Regions from separate parts of the Homo sapiens genome. Here region 2 is linked to region 1. Evidence: chromatin loops called from intact Hi-C (ENCODE). Cell type or tissue: heart right ventricle. All regions are shown on one strand. Links, peaks and the distances in the headings refer to the core of each region. The heading gives the core; the rest is flanking DNA. Region 1 has its middle 13 kb from the start of DACH1. Region 2 has its middle 280 kb from the start of LINC00348.

Region 1 (9,193 bases), core at 658-8,657:
TGTTGTAATAATTTTCACACTGCATTCTGATGGGAGAGACAATTATCTTATGTGTTTACACTTGTTGATATGTTTCTCTTCAGGTGGTCTCAAGTCATTTCTACTGCTTTTGATATCCACTATAATGATTAGGGCTTGTGGGGTGCCCAGTAAATGTTAGCTGGGTAATTAAAAACTGCTAGTATGCTATGCGATCCATTTTCTTTGCCCCCAAATTACATAAAATGCTCCTTCTCCAAATGATATATTGTTTGATTCAGAACAAGATATTGATAAGTAGCAAAATTTTAGATATGCTCATTCAATTCTGTCCTAATATACAATGAATTTAGGACACTTCTTAGGGCAAAAAATCCGAAATGCTAAGAAACTGGGTCTGAAATAGCTGGAGAAAAGAATCGTAGGCCTGTAACTATGGCTTGTATTTGGGACCCATTTAGAAAAGAATCTTCTTTTCTTAGTCATCAGAGGAGCCATTAGAGAGTCTTCACCAAGACTGAAAATATAAGTGAGAGTACATCTTGAAGTGCTACTGCAGAGGAGGAAGAAAAGTAGATTCGTGTGTGAAATTCTACCTACCAAATGTGAGTAAGCGTGCATATGTGCAACAATTTGTAAAGTTGTTTACTATAACATCACCATCACTTTAACGTACATAGCAGTCTCTGTTATATAAAGCATACTTATTTTTGTGCACCGACCATATGCTAGTTGCTGAGGATGCAAAGGAGAAAAAGACATTCGTCCCTATCAGCCTTTACTGTACATTATTTCTGTTGAGTCTTATTACCATAACATCATTGAAATTTTGTGTTAGTGGAGCCTGGAAGATCATCTAATCCTAACATTGCAGATCTCATGCTACCATTTCCCCTGTGACCATGTCAGACATCACAAATGGCTTTCCGATCCTTCCCCTCAAGATCTGAGGCAATCTCAGTAACACTGTCAGGATAGAACTGTAGTCTGCCTCTCACTGTGAGCTCAACAGATTCATCCCTATATATCACTCCTGATCTTGCAAAAGAGAAAATTGACAATTAGCAGTATATGAGAATGTCCCTTTGTACTCACAGCTAGTTAAGGCTTAAGTCAGGTATTGGTTTAAAATCAAGTCCTCATTGATTTATTCTCCCAACTACCCTCAAAAAAAAACTTTCTGAGGTAAAAGGGGGAAATATTTTTATTTCATTTCATATGTAAGAGAATTGAAAAAATAATAGAGAGGCACAGTTGGGTCTAAACTCATGATTCTCTGTTTCTATTTCTGTATAACAGATCTCAGAGTGCTCAAATAATAGAGCTACTGATGTGTTCTCAGTGGCTACTTAGATGAATGCACTGATATGCTACAGTGCAACATAATGGGGATGAAGGAAGCAAACAAACAAAAAACTTGTGCAACTGTTATTTCAGGGACAAGACCTTTTGAGATCTTGAGAAATACTTCACTTGTATGTGATGTTAGAAAGTCAAACTGCACAAAGCCTTGTGGTTCTTTGACTTTCGTGATCTGGTTTCCTCTGGTTAGAAAATGGCAGCATCCACCAGTAAAAATCACCTACCTGTTGGAGTGTGCTGCAAAATCAGGCAATGAGCCAGCAATTGAGCCAGCAGTTGATTCCATAAACACTTTTCTATAGTCTCTTACCAACCTCAGTCTGCTTTCCATATGGGACTATTCAGCCTCTTTCTCCGATCTTTTTTCATCCTGATTTCAAGAAAGGTCACTTTCTACTTGTTTCCCAGATGATTCAGGGATCACTCACAGCTCTTCCTAACAGAGCAATCGCATGCCCTCCTGCTGCCACATTTAAATTGTCTGAACTGCGTGGCTTGTTCATTTACTCTCCCTTTAGAGTGAAGCTGCAAAGTAAGGAAGACTTGAATGGCCTTGCATCTTCAAAGAAGTGCCTCGAGCTCTGGAATGCAACAAAGTGGTAGAAACCACTAAACACCGGGAAATGTCAACAATGAGGCGGGAATGCATGGGCAGGTGGATGCAGCATTTCTAGGCATTTTCTCAGACAAGGCAACAAACTCAGCTGAACTAGAAAATGGGTCTTTTTCCCACAGAAACTAATTTAACTGATTTTTGAAACACATTGATAATAGCATTAGCATAAATTTAAATACATGCTTACCAGGCTGTTCTCTGTTATGTTTTTATGCAAGTGATTTGGTTGACAAATTAATAATTGTGATTACTAAAGAAGAACTAAATTTCCAATAATCTGAACATTTGGTCCTAATAGGAAGCTGTAGGCCTTGACTTCTTAAAGCATTAAAAAAGATGTAAGGTCAAACTAATTTCAGTAGCTAAAATGCACTTATACTTAATTGTAGTATATTTCAAGCTAAACTTAAAAGAAAGCAGAAATGTACCCAAATGTTTTATGCCTATAGTAGCAATTGGTAGTTAAATTACTTCTAAGCACCGAATATGAAATTCTATTTATATAATTAATATAATTTATATATTTATGTTATATCTATTATTTATATATATCTATAATTATATATATCTATAATTATATCTATATCTGTAATTTATATCTATATCTATATCTAATTATAGATATATATCTATAATTTATATTATATATATAAATTATAGCTATAAATATATATATTTATATTATATTACATATAATATATAATATATAATATATATTTATATTATATTATATATAAATATAGTAAATATAAATATATAATTAAATATATAATTAATCTATAATTGATGAGCTTCATTGTAAATATAATAGGTATTAGATGGTACATTCAGCAACTAAACAAATAGTATTTTGTATGCAAATGTAAAGAGACAAACTTATGTCTTGTATGTTTCTTTTAACCTTAACATTCAGGAATAATCATCATCAGTATTTTGATAAGTTTTCTTAGGCAAAATTTCAAAATATTCTTCTAGTAAATCTGACTACTACTTGTTGAATTTCCACAGGAAGCCCCCTAATCAGGAATTGTCAAAGGTAAATACATAAAGTGTTGTTTACACATCTTGAGTTTATGTATATTAATATTATTAGCTATTATAAAACATAAGACATTCAAAAATCAACATCAGATTAATGTTATATGTCAAGCCCTCTAAATGTATATGGCACTTAATTTATATTGAAAAAAATTTTAAAGAATAATTTCTATGAATATGTACTTATATTTTTTAGAGTATAGTCTCTTATTTTAAAAATATGATCACAAAATATCTTTTAATAATTTAGCTACAAAGAAACAGTTTCAAGGAATTGCTTTCTATGCCACACACACACACTCAGAAACACACTACTTGTACACACACATACTTGCTCACACATGCCTATTTTCAGAATTTTCTAAATAGCAATTACTTTCTTAGATTTATAGTCTATAATGCATGGCATTTTTTTTATCCAAAAATATATATTTTTTGTTTCCATTTAAGTAGTTTTAGTCTAAAAGCACTTGCTAATCATAACAACACAGCAAAGGTTTGTTATGTAAACATTATACTTTATTATCAGCCTTTGTTTTCCAATACAATGCTTTAAAAATATCCTCTGTTGTATAAAGGACATTGTTGCAAAAAGGCAGCTCAAAACTTGTCCTTCCCTTCCTTTCATTGATCTGTTGCCTCTTAGGCAATATGAACAGCTGTCTCCAGCTCACCCACAAGCAAGCTGAACATAATAATAAGGTAGTGTTACTGGCCTGAATCTATGAATGATTATACAAAGGGTGCCAGCTCTTTTCCATTAAAGATAAGGTAACAAAGATACCATAGAGAAGAAAACTGGTTAGCAAAGCAAGCGTGTGCTTCTGCCTTTAAGGTTTAGTTACTATTCTGGTAACCACTGAGTTTCTCTTTCCGTTGGGTTTCCAATAAGGTGAAGGTGCCCTCTGTAGGAGACTCCCAGTAAATGCCGCTTTTTTATATTTGGGTGACAACAGGCAAGTTCTGCTCCCCTACCTCCAATTTATAAATAAACAAATAAATAAATAATCACAGAACTCTGTGTGAGCAGAAGCTTGAACTCTATAAATCTTAGGGGGAAATTAGTATAAAGCCCACAATGATCTATGTAAATGTGGTTGCTTTTTCAAAATGAGAGCAATGGAACAGTGAGCAAGCTATACAGCATGTTGGTGTTTGATATTTATTGACACTGTGACACTGTGATATGTAATAGAATCGGCTGTATAAATTCAGAGGTGTTCCAAAAACTGAAAGATAGAAGGTCTTGGCATAGTTGAGTGAAAAATGGATCTAAACAGAAAAATCCACATGCGGAGAGACACATTCACCACCTAATAAATACACCTCCCCAAAAGGTCTTCTTATCTTCCCTTCCTATAAAGGTTACCATAATGCAGATTCATTATCAGTCCCACTGGGTAGCACATAGCTCCGTAAGAAATTGCTTTTGTTAGCATGCTCGTAGAAAGAGATTAGCTATTTCACCAGATCTCTTGGGGCTATTTGAAATTTTGGGAATTCTCTCTGTAATTTAAAATGAAAGTTAAAGCCAATGCGAATAGACTAGGGAGAATCTCACAAATTAAACCTCTCCATCTGGAAGTTTCTTCATCACTTATTGCAAAGTACAAGCTGATATCGCATTTGTTACAGGCAGGAGAGAGATTTCATCACTGATGATGCAATTACATTTATATTAATGTTTTAATAATTAACTATGTTGGTTGCAAAGAAAAACGTAAAATAGAAATGCTTAACAGTGTTTTGGATTTTTTTGTCTTTATTAACTTTGTATATTACTTAGATTTTATCACTGAGATCATCTATGTGCATTATTTAAACTATGACTTTAGCCTCTATGGAATGTGTGTAGGAGAGTCTAGTATCACCTGTATTGCAAGTTAGGGGATGAACAAGTAGGCATGGAGGCATAAGAGAAGGGAGATTATTTGCATCCTCTTATCTAACTGACTTCATTGATCCTCAGTATCGCTCAAACATCCCCTTCTCTGCGAATCCATTTTCCCATACCATTGGCCACTTAATCTCAACAACAACTATATTATGGATTACTATGTACCAAGCACTGTGTGAGCACTGTGCTAGATAGTTTATATGGATTATCTCATCTAATCCTCGTAATACATAAGAAAGATAGGCAATTTGTCTTATCCCAGTAAGAAAATGAGGCATCTAAAGTTTGGCTGATTAAATTACTTGCCCAAGCCTACTCCACAGTCTGCTTTCTTTTCCCCAAGGATACCACTCCCTTCTGTCCTCACTTATTTTCTCACCTGATTATTTTTCACATGTTCAACTTATTTGCGCTCCTGTCTTCCTAACACAACTGCCTGGTGAATTCCCAGCCAGCAGTAACAGCTATCTGCCATCCCACTGGATGACTGAGCATTGCTAAACACTCTCCCACAGTTATGCAGAATTGTATCCTTGATTACTCATGACTCTTAGTTGCAAGCTTTAAAATTTAAGCCAGTTCATCTAGAAAGGGTCTGAATCAGCTCACATCATCACATCAATAGAAGTCACGGCTTCAGTTGGTCTCAGGGATAACTTTGACCAGAGATTCAAACGTCTCCTCATATCATCTCTGATTTCTGAAGACACGTTTGTCAAGGTGTCTTCTTCAGTTCCTCAGTTTGGGTTCTAAACAACTGGATTCATAGTTTCTAGAAGCAATCATGCACACTGCTTCTAACTCCAGCACCCAAAGACACAAATCCAAGGAAGAATTCTTATTGGGTCATCTTGGAAGAGGTGCATATTTCTGGATGAAGAAACTGATCAAGGGCATTATCGGGTAGTGGTTAAGAATGTGTGGAATGTGAAACCAGATTCCTGGAATGTAAAACCTGGTCTATTTGTGACTTGGGACAAGTTTACATCCCAGTGCCTGAATTTTCTTATATGAATAAAAGGAAATGATAATTGTACCTACTTCATTGCATCGCTATGATGATTAAATGAATTACTATGCAGAACTTAGAATAATGACTAGTTCTGAATATGTTAGTTATCAGTGATCATTTAGGCCTTAGGATTGGTTCAGCTTGGGGCAGATGCTCCACTCAGCTCAATCAGTGCGACCACTGGGGCAGAGTAATTAAACAGCATTGAAGCTCAAATTTGAGGGAGATTCCTAGCATGGGAGACAGAAATTTTTCGGAAGGAAAAGACTTTTCCAGGTGAAAGAGTGAGAAGTGCTAGATGGACAAGTCACCAGACACCAGGAAGAATACTATACAATCAGGAAGAATGTATGATCTCCTATATGAGTGGAGAGCCATTCAACCATCTTTTTATGTGTCCTTAATCAGCTCCATCGCTCCTTCCTCTCAGTGATAATTCCAAAACTTTCTTAAATACTAAACCCAATTCTTCAAACGAGAGATGTATATTCTCTATTGACACTCTTCCTATTGCAACAGGGAAGTTTAAGATCATCAGGTTTTCACCATTTCTTGATTGGACTGTTCCTAGAGTCTCTGAGCTGACTCCCTTTCCCAGTCCTTCCCTTCATCCATCCACATTATTTCCAGATTTATAGTGGAGCTTGAGAGTACCACTTTCAATATAAATCTTGAATATAGGTCATGAAGTCTATATACTAAAACTCTTCAATGGTACTCCTTCACCTCCAGCATGAAGTTCAAATTAGGACTAAGCCTGACCTAGGAGACTTTATCTTTCCTGTTTTTGTATTTGGATACTCTCCAGGTCTAATATTTATTTTGTTATTATTATCTCTACTTTGTGACCATTTGTTGACCTGTTTTAAATAGCTAGCTAGCTAGCAGACAGAAAGAAATCAATAACCAGTTTGCTAGGGCTACAGTAACAAAGTACTACTGACTTAAGCAACAGAAACATTTTTTACAGTTTTGGAGGCTAGAAGTCCAATCTCAAGGTGTCAGCAGGTTCAGTTTCTTCCAGAGGGCTCTTTCCTTGGCTTGCAGATGGCTACTTTGCTGCTGTGTCTTCACATGGTCTTTCTTCTGTAGATGCCCCTGGTGTCTCTCTAAGCATCCTAATAAGGACATCAGTCAGGTTGGATTAGGGCCTACCCTAAGGACTTCATCTTAACTTACCTACCTCTTTAAAAGCCCTGTCTCCAAATACAGTCACATTTGGAGGTAGTGGTTAGGGATTCAACTTATAAATCTTGAGGGGACACAATTCAGCTCCAGTTATAATTTTTATCTTAGAAAGTCTAAAGTGCTAAATTTGTCAAATTAAATCATGCTACTCTTCTGGTGAAAATACTTCAATCGCTTCTCATTAGACTTTGAACAGCACTCTGGTCTTTTTCTTCATGGCATAATTTTTTTTAATTTCTTTTTTGAGACAGATTCTTGCTCTGTCGCCCAGGCTGGAGTGCAGTGGTATGATCTCAGCTCACTGCAACCTCTGCCTCCCAGGTTCAAGTGATTCTCCTGCCTCAGCCTCCTGAGTAGCTGGGATTACAGGCACGTGCCACCATGCCCAGCTAATTTTTGTATTTTTAGTAGAGACGGGGTTTCGCCATGTTGGTCAGGCTGGTCTTGAACTCCTGACCTCGTGATCCGCCTGTCTCGACCTTCCAAAGTGCTGGGATTACAGGGGTGAGCTGCCGCGCCTGGCCGCATTATTTTTAACTTGTAATTTTACCTTAGTTTGTTTGCTTTTTTATTGTGTGACTATCCGCATTGGTAAGAGTTCCTTTGGACCATTTCTATTTTATTCTTTATTGTATTTTCTTTCTAGTACAGAGATTGAAATAAAGATGTTCCTCCATGTTTATTGAATAAGAAACGACCTACTTCAAGTAGTATGACTATACTGTGTTATTTCACATGTTTGGGGTTTGGTTCTGACTATATCCTCCAATATTTATTTGCTTACCTAATGATTTTTTACCCTTTAGGACATCCCTCAACGAAAGTGATACATATGCACCATGGAATACTATGCAGCCATAAAAAAGAATGAGATTATGTCTTTTGCAGGGACATGGATGGAGCTGGAGGCCATTATCGTTAACAAACTAACACAGGAACAAATACTGCATGCTCCCACTTCTAAGGAGGAGCTAAATGATGAAAACTCACGAACGCATAGTGAGGAACACCACACACTGGGGCCTATCAGAGGGTGGAGGATGGGAGGAGAGAGAGGATCAGGAAAAATAACTAATAGGCACTAGGCTTAATACCTGGGTGATGAAATAATCTATACAACAAACCCCCATGACACAAGTTTACCTATGTAACAAACCTGCACATGTACCCCTGAACTTAAAAGTTAAAAAAGAAATAAAAAAGGATGCTCTAAACCAATGAAAGACGTAACTATCCCACTTCTATGGGATACTTACCTCTATTTTTAATTTGTTATCATATATGGTATCAGTCTTCATTAATTACAGGGAACAAGTATCAATCATATTTTAATTTACAGGGTTTAGCATATTGCCTAATATATGACAATCCTCACATTGAACTTTGCTTTTTGGGAAACAGTTAAACTTCACCTGAATGACCAGATAAATTTTAAATGAATAAAATATCAAAGTATAAATGATTTAAATAATTATATTCTACCTCATCTTTAAGAACTTTCCTGATAATCTCAGTCTAAACACTTCTCTTTTATCATTTATTTTATCCATTATGTAGCTATGAGTAATCCATTGTCTTGTAAAATCTATTAAAATATTGCCTTGAACTACTGTTTCCATCTTTAGTCATTTACATTTTGAATTAGTTTGTATCTCATTTTTTTTTTATCTCACCAGCTAGAGAGTAGGGGATTTTGTCCTATATAATTACAGAAAAAGACATATATGCATATAATAAGCACTTGTTCACTGGATTCAATTTGGATAAATTTGAAGCATGTGTAAATTCAGAGATATTTCAAATATCTAGCCTATTATATCAGTTAGCTCTTTCTGCATAAACGTACAATCCAGAATTTAGCAGCTTAAAAAAATCACATTTGATTTAGCTTATTCTTTTGTGTGAGGTCTGGGATGACGCTTCTGGTCTGGGTCAATTCAGCTGGGTTGTGTTTTCTGTGATTGCTTCATGATTTGTCTGGTCATTAGGAGACTGCCATCACAATGGGGCTGGGGTTTCACCAGGCAGTTGTGTTGGTTGTGAATCTTGCATATGTTAACCGGTGGACATATGCAACACATTCTTAGGTGCTATGGACTGA
Region 2 (9,193 bases), core at 495-8,494, 590 kb before region 1:
AGGCTTACTGAAACTCAGGCTCCAACCACTGCAATCTGCAATTTCCTTCTGGCTATGGTTGGTCTAAAAGCTACCTTTGTGCCAGCTGAGTTCTGCTTCATGTTGCTTTCTGCTGTGACAGAGCAGCACTGAGTTGCAAAGCAAGGTCCCACAGTCACTGCGCTTTCTCTCCCACAAGGTGCAGACATTCTCTTTGTACCATGTGGCCAATGCCACAGGATGAAGGAGGGGTTGTGTCCACAATTCAAGACTGTCTTTCCTACCGTCTTCAGTGCCTCTTTCAGTAATACAAAGTTAAAACCAGGCATTGTAATTGCTCATCTGGTTTTTGGTTCTCATGAAGTTGCTTTTCTGTGTGGATAGTTGTTCAGTTTGGTTTTCCTGAGGGGAGATGATCAGTGGAGGCTTTCATCTGGCCATCTTTCTCTGCCACCTCCCCAAATCAAATTCTTAAAAATTTTATGCTGTGATTCTGTAGATTTCCTCCTAGAAATTTTTAACTTTTAGTTTTCATCTTTGGTTCTATGATCAATTTTGAATTTTTTGGTGTATACTATAAATTAAGGGTTTAATTTTTAAGTGACTATTCCATTTTTTAAGCACTGTGTCACTTTAACACCATCCTTTCCCTTTTGCATAATCTTATCAACTTTGTTAAAAATCCACTAAACATTTACATGTTTGTCTATTTCCATACTATTTGTCTGTTGTTTTCATATTGTGTCAGTTTAGATAATGTGTACGTCTCTAGGAATTTGGCCATTTCATCAAGTTATCTAATTTGTTCTCGTACAATTGTTGATGCTCTTTTTTAAAAATACTTTTTACTTTTAAGGTAAGTAGTAATGTCCTCACTTTCATTTCTGATTTTAGTTATTTTTGTTGTTTTCCTTAATCTATGTAGCTAAAGGTTTGTCAATTCTCTTTTATCTTTTAGAAAAACCAGCATTTTGTTTCATCGATTTTCTCTTTTTTTCTATTCCCTCTTTAAATCATGCTATTTTTTAAAGTTTCCTTTCTTTTGCCATCTTTGGATTTAATTTGTTCCTCTTTTTCTTCCTCTTAAGGTGTAAAGTTAGCTTACTGATTTGAAAATATTCAATGTGGTGCTCACACTTAGAAATTTTCCTCTGAACATTACTTTTTTGCATCCCAAAGTTTTAGTATGGTATATTTTCATTTTCATTTTCATTTATCTCTATGTATTTTCTCATTTCTCTTGTGAGTTTTTCTTTGACCTGTTGGTTGTTTGAGAGTGTGTTCTTTAATTTCCATATATTGGTGAATTTTTCAGTTTTCCATTCATTGTTGATAAACTCCCTGAGTTTTGCTGCTTAGAGTTCATTGAGCTTCTTGGATGTATATTGTCGTATCTTTCATCAATTTCAAGGGATTTTGGCAACTTTTCTTCAAATATCCTTTATACCCCTTTCTCTGTCTCCTCTCTTTCTGCTGTTCCCACAATATGTATGTTATTCCATTTGATGATCTCCCACAAGCCTGTTTGGCACTGTTCACCTTTCTTCATTCTTTTTTTTTCTGTTCTTGAATCAATAATTTCAATGGGCTTATTCTCAAGAATTATTTCATTCTTATTCATTGATTCTTTCTTCTACTGGCTCAAATTTTCTGTTGAACCCCTATAGTAAAATTTTTATTTCCATTATTATACCTTTCAGCCCCATAATTTCTGTTTGGCTTTTCTTTATAATTTCTCTTTATTGAGATTCTAATTTTGTAAATATCTTGTTTTTCTGATTTTCTTTATTTCCTTATGCATGTGTTTCTTTAGCTCTTTGAGCACACTTAAAATAGTTGTTTTAAATTTTTGGCCTAGTAAGTCTAATGACTGGACTTCTATAGGAATGAATTTTGTAAATTTACTTCATTCCTTAGAATAAGGCATAGACTCCCGTTTCTTTGTATGCCTTGTGATTTATTTTGTTTAAAATTGAGCATTTAAATCTTACAATGTAGCAACTCTGGAACTCAGATTTTCCCTCTTCCTCAGGGTCTGCTACCTGAAAAGTGACCTACCCAAACTATTCCTGTAAAAACTTCATTTCTGATCATGTAAAGTGTTGACATCTCTTCTGCATAGCTTGTGTTCAGCTAGTGCTTTCACAGAGATGTCTTTGAAGGCAAGGAGCCAATAGGAAGAAAGGAAGGAAGGAGAAAGAGAGAAAGAAAAGAAATAGAATGAATGAAAAAGGAAAGAATGAATGAAAAAGGAAAGAAAGAGAAGGGAAGGGAAGGGACACAAAAAAAAAGAAAAAGACAGACAGACCTCTGCCAGTCTTTGCACATTATCTCCATGCTTGTGTGTCCAGAATTGGTTCCTTCCGGTGGGTTCTTGGTCTCGCTGACTTTAAGAATGAAGCTGCAGACCCTCACAGTAAGTGTTACAATTCTTAAAGATGGTGTGTCCAGAGTTTATTCCTTCTGATGTTCAGATGTGTCTGGAGTTTCTTCCTTCTGGTGGGTGTGTGGTCTCGCTGACTTCAGGAATGAAGCCGCAGACCTTCGCAGTTAGTGTTGCAGCTCTTAAAGGTGGCGCGTCTGGAGTTGTTTGTTCCTCCTGGTGGGTTCATGGTCCCGCCTACTTCAGGAGTGAAGCCTCAGACCTTCGCAGTGAGTTTTACAGCTTATAAAGCTAGTGCAGACCCAAAGAGTGAGCAGCAGCAAGATTTATTATAAAGAACAAAAGAACAAAGCTTCCACAGTGTGGAAGCAGACCCCAGCGGGTTGCTGCTGCTGGCTGGGATGGCCAACATTTATTCCCTTATTTGGCCCCTCCCATGCCCTGCTGATTGGTCCATTTTACAGAGTGCTGACTGGTCCGTTTTTACAAAATGCTGATTGGTGCATTTACAAACCTTTAGCTACACACAGAGTGCTGATTTGTCCGTTTTTACAGAGTGCTGATTGGTGTGTTTACAAACATTTAGCTAGACACAGAGTGCTGATTGGTGTGTTTACCATCCTTTAGCTAGACAGAAAAGTTCTCCAAGTCCCCACCCAACCCAGAAGCCCAGCTGGCTTCACCTCTCACTGGGATACTCCTTCAACAGTTAGCCTAGCTTGCACTGAGCCTAAATATCAGCCCAACCTGAAAGGTTAAGGTCATCTCAGGTGTTTTCTGAACATGCCTCTTGGCTTTCTAAATTCCCAAGTGTGCGTGTTGCTTTTGAGAGTTCTAGTTTCTAAAACAAACAAACAACATTTCTTAGCTTTTTCCCACAGGTCTTAGGTGGTCTATTGTTTGTTTTGACTGTACTTTTCTGCCCCAGTCAACAAAGGATTGTTAGTTTTACTTACAGTATTTTTGAGCAATGACCACTACTGGAGATAAAATCCTGACTTTGCCTTTCACTACTCTGAATTTGAGCAATTAGTTTAACTATTGTGTTAAATAAACTTATTTCTAAAACTTTTATTTTTGTTGTTGTTGTTTTCATTTGTTTTCAAAATGTTTCAGCCGTTTGGGGAAGGCAGCAAACAAGATATCTGCAAACATGTTTGGTCTACTAATATTGGTTATTAATATTATTCCTGTTGAGACCAGAAGTCTTCTCCTCATGGAAGGTTTTTTTCTCAAAGGGTTCGTGATCTCATGGACTTCAAGGAATGAAGCCATGGACCTCAGCGGCGAGTGTTACAGCTCAATTGGAGAAATGCGTGCACCCAAAGAGTGTGTGGCAGCAAGATTTATTAAAGTGAAAGTAAAGTGAAAGCGAAAGTAAAGCTTCCACGAGGTGGAAGGAGACCCGGAAAGGTTGCCGTTTTTGGCTTGGGTGTCTTATGCTTATATCCCCTTATGACCCCTCCTCTTTTCCTTTTTCTATCCTATAGAATTAGCTTATTTTCAATCCGCTTGTGGGTTGGCAGGCTTGATTGGTTAAAAACATCAGGCTGCAGCTAGAGCTTAAACTCCCTGTATGATTGGTTGAAGTGTCAATCCCTTAGCTTGCAGCTGTGACTCATTTTGGCTTAGGGGAAGGTCCCCTTTGATTGGTTGAAGTTTCAATCCCTTAGCTTGCAGCTATGACTTATTTTTGGCTTAGGGGAAAGTCCCCTTAGGGAAGTCCCTATTGACCCAGGAAGTCCAGCCAACTTAGCCACTTAGTCCCTCACTGTTACCGAAACACTGTTTACTGAAACAGCAATCTGTCTGTTACCGAAACATTGACATTAGCCTTAGGTTACTGAGAAGGTAAATGACAGGAGCTAGTGAGGTTTCTCTTAACTAGGATAGCAGTGCTTATATATCTTGATTTTCCCAGGAGGATCTTAGTTTATATTTATTGTTCCAGCATATAAATGGTGTCCCTTTTCAAATGTTAAAGTATTGTAAATTACATAGATAGTGTCCCTAGCTGTGATTCTGTGGACATCACACCATACATTGACCTTTCAGAAAGGGAGTGGTTTAGCCAGACAATAAAAGAAGACATCTAGCTTTCATTTTACTCCTGTCTTCTACCTCAACTATGTCTCTCTTCTTCTTCCTTAATAGCAGAAACTCAATTTTTAGTTGGACATATTGCTATCTAGAACAAAAGACAACAGTTCCTAATCTCTCTTGGAACTTTGCCAACCAGAGGACTAAATTCTGAAAACTGGTATGTGAGTGTTGGGTGGGACTGTTATGGGTGAGAAATATCTGAGTCTCACAGCACCAAATGTGTTACCAGTGCAAGTAGTTGAGTCTTAAGGCACCAAATATGTTACCGATAGTAGGCATCGAGTCACTGGCAGCGAATCCGTATGGATCTGCAGCAATCTCAATTCTTGCCTCCTCAGAAGAAAGAATTTGACTGAGGGCATAAGGCAGAAAAAGAGACCAAGGCAAGTTTCAGAACAGGAGTGGAAGTTTATTTTAAAAGGCTTTAGACTAGGAAAGAAAGAAAAGTACGCTTGGACAAGACACAAACAGGCATGTGAAAGTCAGGTGTAATGTTTCGCCTTGATCCTAGGACTTGATAGGCTGGTCCCTTCCCCATGATTCTTCCCTTATGGTGGGCTTTCCACATGAACAGTGTCCTTACGCTTGGGAGGTAAGTACACACAGTGTTTAGGAAGTTGTATGCATGCCCATCTGCGGCTTTTTTCCCTTTTCTGGTGGTGTGTCCCAGGAAGGTCCAACTTTGCCATTTTGTCTCTTAATGCACATGCCCAGTAAGTTGCCTCTCCCTGGAATCTGCATTCATTTAACACTTTAGTGCAACAGGTGTGGACCATCAGGAAATGGTCTCTCCCTGGTGCCAGCTGCCAATTTATCACATTTAGAGAGGCGATGTGATAACTGCTGAACCAGCACCCAACATTCCTTGTGGGTTGGGGAGAGCTCTCTCCTGCCCAGCTTATGCCTGTCTAACTCCCTGTAACAGGACAACTGGGAAGGTTATTAAGCAAGATGATTCAACTTAGACAAATGAGGATTTTTTAAATGAGCTACCTCCCAGTGGAGCCACCTTTATTTATTTATTTATTTATTTATTTTTATTTTTATTTTTATTTTTTGAGACAGAGTCTCGCTCTGTCGCCCAGGCTGGAGTGTAGTGGTGTGATCTCGGCTCACTGCAAGCTTCGCCTCCTGGGTTCACGCCATTCTCCTGCCTCAGCCTCGTGAGTAGCTGGGACTACAGACACCTGCCACTATGCCTGGCTAATTTTGTGTTTGTATTTTTAGTAGAGATGGGGTTTCACCGTGTTAGCCTGGATGGTCTCGATCTTCTGACCTTGCAATCTGCCTGCTTCGGCCTCCCAAGTCACCTTATTTAATACCTTCCTTCTTGTGGTTTGCCACGTGGACATAATGATCAGAACTGCAGCAGCCCCACTGGCCTTCCAAGTGAACTTAGCAATAAGTTCACAGGAATGGTGCAGAATAAAGATAAAGATGTAAGCTTTTGATGGCATTGGAGTCTTTTCTATCAGCCAGGAACTATTTGACATCTCAAAGCGAAAAATAAATCTACATATTTTTTAAGAATCTACTTTCTAAGTCTCTGTTATTTCCAGACTATCACAATCCTAATGTACATAGAATCTGTTTCATGGGCATGCAATAATACAATATTGGAGCCTAAAATGTGTTCCCAATATTTTAGGCTGAGAACCTGGCAATACATACTTCATTGATAAAAGATTTGGCCAAAATGCTGTCTGCCACACTTTGGAAAGCAGACAAAAGGCTGTCAGGAAAGCAGATCAAATACCCTTAAGGGAAAGTGTTAAAAAATAAAATAAAATGTTGTCTGTGCTAGCTGTTTCTTGTTGCTTTCAACAGAGTTCTAGGAGAGATGAGCTCAACTTTGATCCAGCTTATCTGCAGGCAGAGATGTTAGGGAGGAATTCTCTCTCTCTCTCGTCTGCAGTGTAAAAGCATTAAATTTGGAGCCTTTCAGAATTAAAAAAAAAAAAAAGACAAGTGCTCTGCATTCCAAACTGAAACCCTTGTAAGTTTACTCCAAAGAAACAGCCTTAGCAGGAGATTAATCACTGGTATTAAAGCTTTTAAAAAGACCTTCCATGAATAGTTCTTTGTCAGACAATGGGAAGCAAGCTAGAAGCAAATATCATATTAAGTATGTTGTCTTCCCACCCAAGTCTATCCTTTTAAGTGGTCTCAAGGTACAATCAGGCTTAAAAACTACAAGATCTGAAAGCCAAAAGAAACCACAAGCTTGGACTGCACCTGCCTATTACTGTTGAAATTTTAATAGTACCTGAAACTGCACTGAAATGAATTGGGCTGCAGGATATTTGGGGGCTTAATTAAGGATGCTTTCTATTGCCCACCTTAGAAATAGCCATGGAGAGCTCAGGAAAAGGAAGAACCTACCCAAAAGGGTGGAGCAAGAGATAAGAGCAGACAATGGAAGTAGCGCTTCTATAGAGAGCAGAAGTAGGAACAGGTAAGGTAACCAGGGACTCTTATATTACTAGGTTAGGGGGCTTAACTATTTATGCCCAGCAGAATCTTACTATTATGATGAGCTAATGAGCACAATTTCCTATTTTACATCTGTTCCTGCTGCTCCTTTTCTTCTGCGTGTGTTTCAGACAGATAAGTTTTCATTTAGTCTAGTAAGTCCCCAAACAATAAAGAGCTAGAGGTACACCTAATAGAGTGGTCAGCAAACATCCAGTGACCTTACATATTGAGCTATATGCATACTGGACAAACTTCCTTGCAGCTAGCTATAACAGTGTGACTAAGTTCCAGGCAATAAGTTATATATAGAAGAACAGAGCACTTTAGGAAAAATACAAACCTGTGCTCACTTTCTCCTTTTCTTAGTTCATTCTAATAACTAAAATGCAATTGGGATGGTGGAAGCTCCATTGGCCATCTTAGATCAGTGAGAGCCATAGCTAACGGTGGCCAAGCAAAGAGCTGGAAGACAGCAAGGGGCTGCTGTGTCAGCTGTGGACTACTTTTATTAGACTTACTTTATTAGAAAGAAATGATCTTCTTTTCAGTTAAGTCATTATTATTTACGGCATTTCATGTGCATGTGTGTGTGTGTGTGTGTGTGTGTGTGTGTGTGTGTAATGTGGCCAGATCAATCCATTCTATATATTACCTTATACAAATAAAAGGGAGAATGGGTTTGATGATAATTTTTGGAGCACATACCCCAAGATTAAAACAAAAAGGGAATGGAGAGACTCAAATTTACCCTGAGCAGCTATCAGGGTATCAAGAAGCTATCAAGCACTTTTAGTACAATGGCTTTAATTAGGGAAGATTGCCTTGATTATTTCCACACGCCTCTTATTTTTCTAAAGGCATTTAGTTTACTTAATTGCAAAATATATAGTTGTTGAGTGTGTTCAAATAAGTTTTCCATTTATCTTTTAAATTTTCAAAGTTTAAAAAGGATACGTAGCTATACTACTTTCTTTTGAAGCGTATTTTCCTATGTCAACCATTTCCTTAGTCTCTTAGAAATTTCTGTAGACGAAACTGCAACAAAGTTTTTATATTGCTGTACGTTATGGCAAACCATGTGTAATGAATGCTATATGCTTCTGCTCAGATTTCTCACCTCCAGCACCAAGGTACTCTTTTTCCCAACAGCCAGGTCCTTTAGGGAAGGGGGCTAGGGCACAGTGGAAAGGGCTGGTGAGGGCCTTCTTGGAGTCTGCTCAGCAACACTGAGCAAAAAGAATCAGCTTATTTTTATTTCCCAATTCTTTTCCTCCTTCCAATATTGCTATGTAGGGATAGGATTTTAGACAGGGCAGCTGTAAGAGCGACAGAATTCTGATGAATTCTGGGCTTTGAGGATGGAAGTCAGTGGTCTATATACCTGGTTGCACCCATTCATATATCTGTTCATCCATTTTCTTTCTTCATTTACCAATTGCTCATTCACTTCTAATCTATGCTGGGCCCTTTGGTGGCTTCTGGAGACATCTGAGTAAATTCCAAAGGCCCACTGTATTAGTCCATTCTCACACTACTATAAAGACATACCTGAGACTGGGTAATTTATAAAGAAAATAGGTTTAATCAGCTCATTGTTCTGTAGATTGTACAGGCTTCTGCTTCCTGGGGAGGCCTCAGGAAACTTACAATCATAGTGGAAAGCAAAGGGGAAGCAAGTGTGTATCCACATGGCTGGCAGGAGAGAGAAAGAGCAAACGGAGAGGTGCTACACACTTTCAAACAACAAGATCTTGTGAGAACTCTATCATGAGACAGCACTCAGGGGATGGTGCTACACCATTAGAAACCATCCCCATGATCCAGTCACCTCCCACTAGGCCCCACCTGCAACATTGGGAATTATAATTCAACATGAGATGTGGGTGAGGACACAAAGCTAAACTGTATCACCCACCCTTTTGGAATTTAGTCTACTGAGATACCATGAAGCTGATGCTAGTCTTGGAATCTAGAAAGAAACCCAAGAAAGCAATATGGTGCCCCATAGCCCAACACGAAGATGACATTATACCTGGATTGGCCATAGGTGTTTATATTTCCCCCACAATTGTTGATGCCAAGAAAAAAGTTCTTCATTGTTGAGAGATCAAATCAGATGGGAGTGTTTCAGATGTACACCCTATAAATCTGATATCTGGGTGTTTGGAGGCACTGGCTAATCCAAATTTTCTACAAGTCCTGAATTCTGAAAGCAGGAGCTCGGTCATGCCTGAGATGATCAGTCTCTACTCC

The links. Peaks named below come from ENCODE experiments on the same cell type or tissue, not always from the same donor. Only the 100,000 strongest peaks of a DNase experiment are listed, where the experiment ranks them.
Region 2: it touches region 1 in a loop (2.6-fold over the local background); 26 of 110 quality-filtered maps call a loop at or near these places.

The regions. Positions count from the first base shown.
Region 1 is chr13:71,875,543-71,884,735 of GRCh38, forward strand. No RefSeq gene overlaps it. Among named protein-coding and RNA genes, the nearest start is that of DACH1, 13 kb to the left of the region's middle. RefSeq lists enhancers at 499-548, 1,168-1,668, 1,669-2,169, 3,585-3,864. In heart right ventricle, for the core only: a CTCF peak has its summit at 3,915 (motif pointing left); no DNase peak of the experiment used is centred there; H3K4me3 peaks cover 423 bases.
Region 2 is chr13:71,287,326-71,296,518 of GRCh38, forward strand. It overlaps the pseudogene RABEPKP1. Among named protein-coding and RNA genes, the nearest start is that of LINC00348, 280 kb to the left of the region's middle. RefSeq lists an enhancer at 3,864-4,153. In heart right ventricle, for the core only: no CTCF peak of the experiment used is centred there; a DNase peak (open chromatin) is centred at 3,776; H3K4me3 peaks cover 1,126 bases; H3K27ac peaks cover 1,803 bases.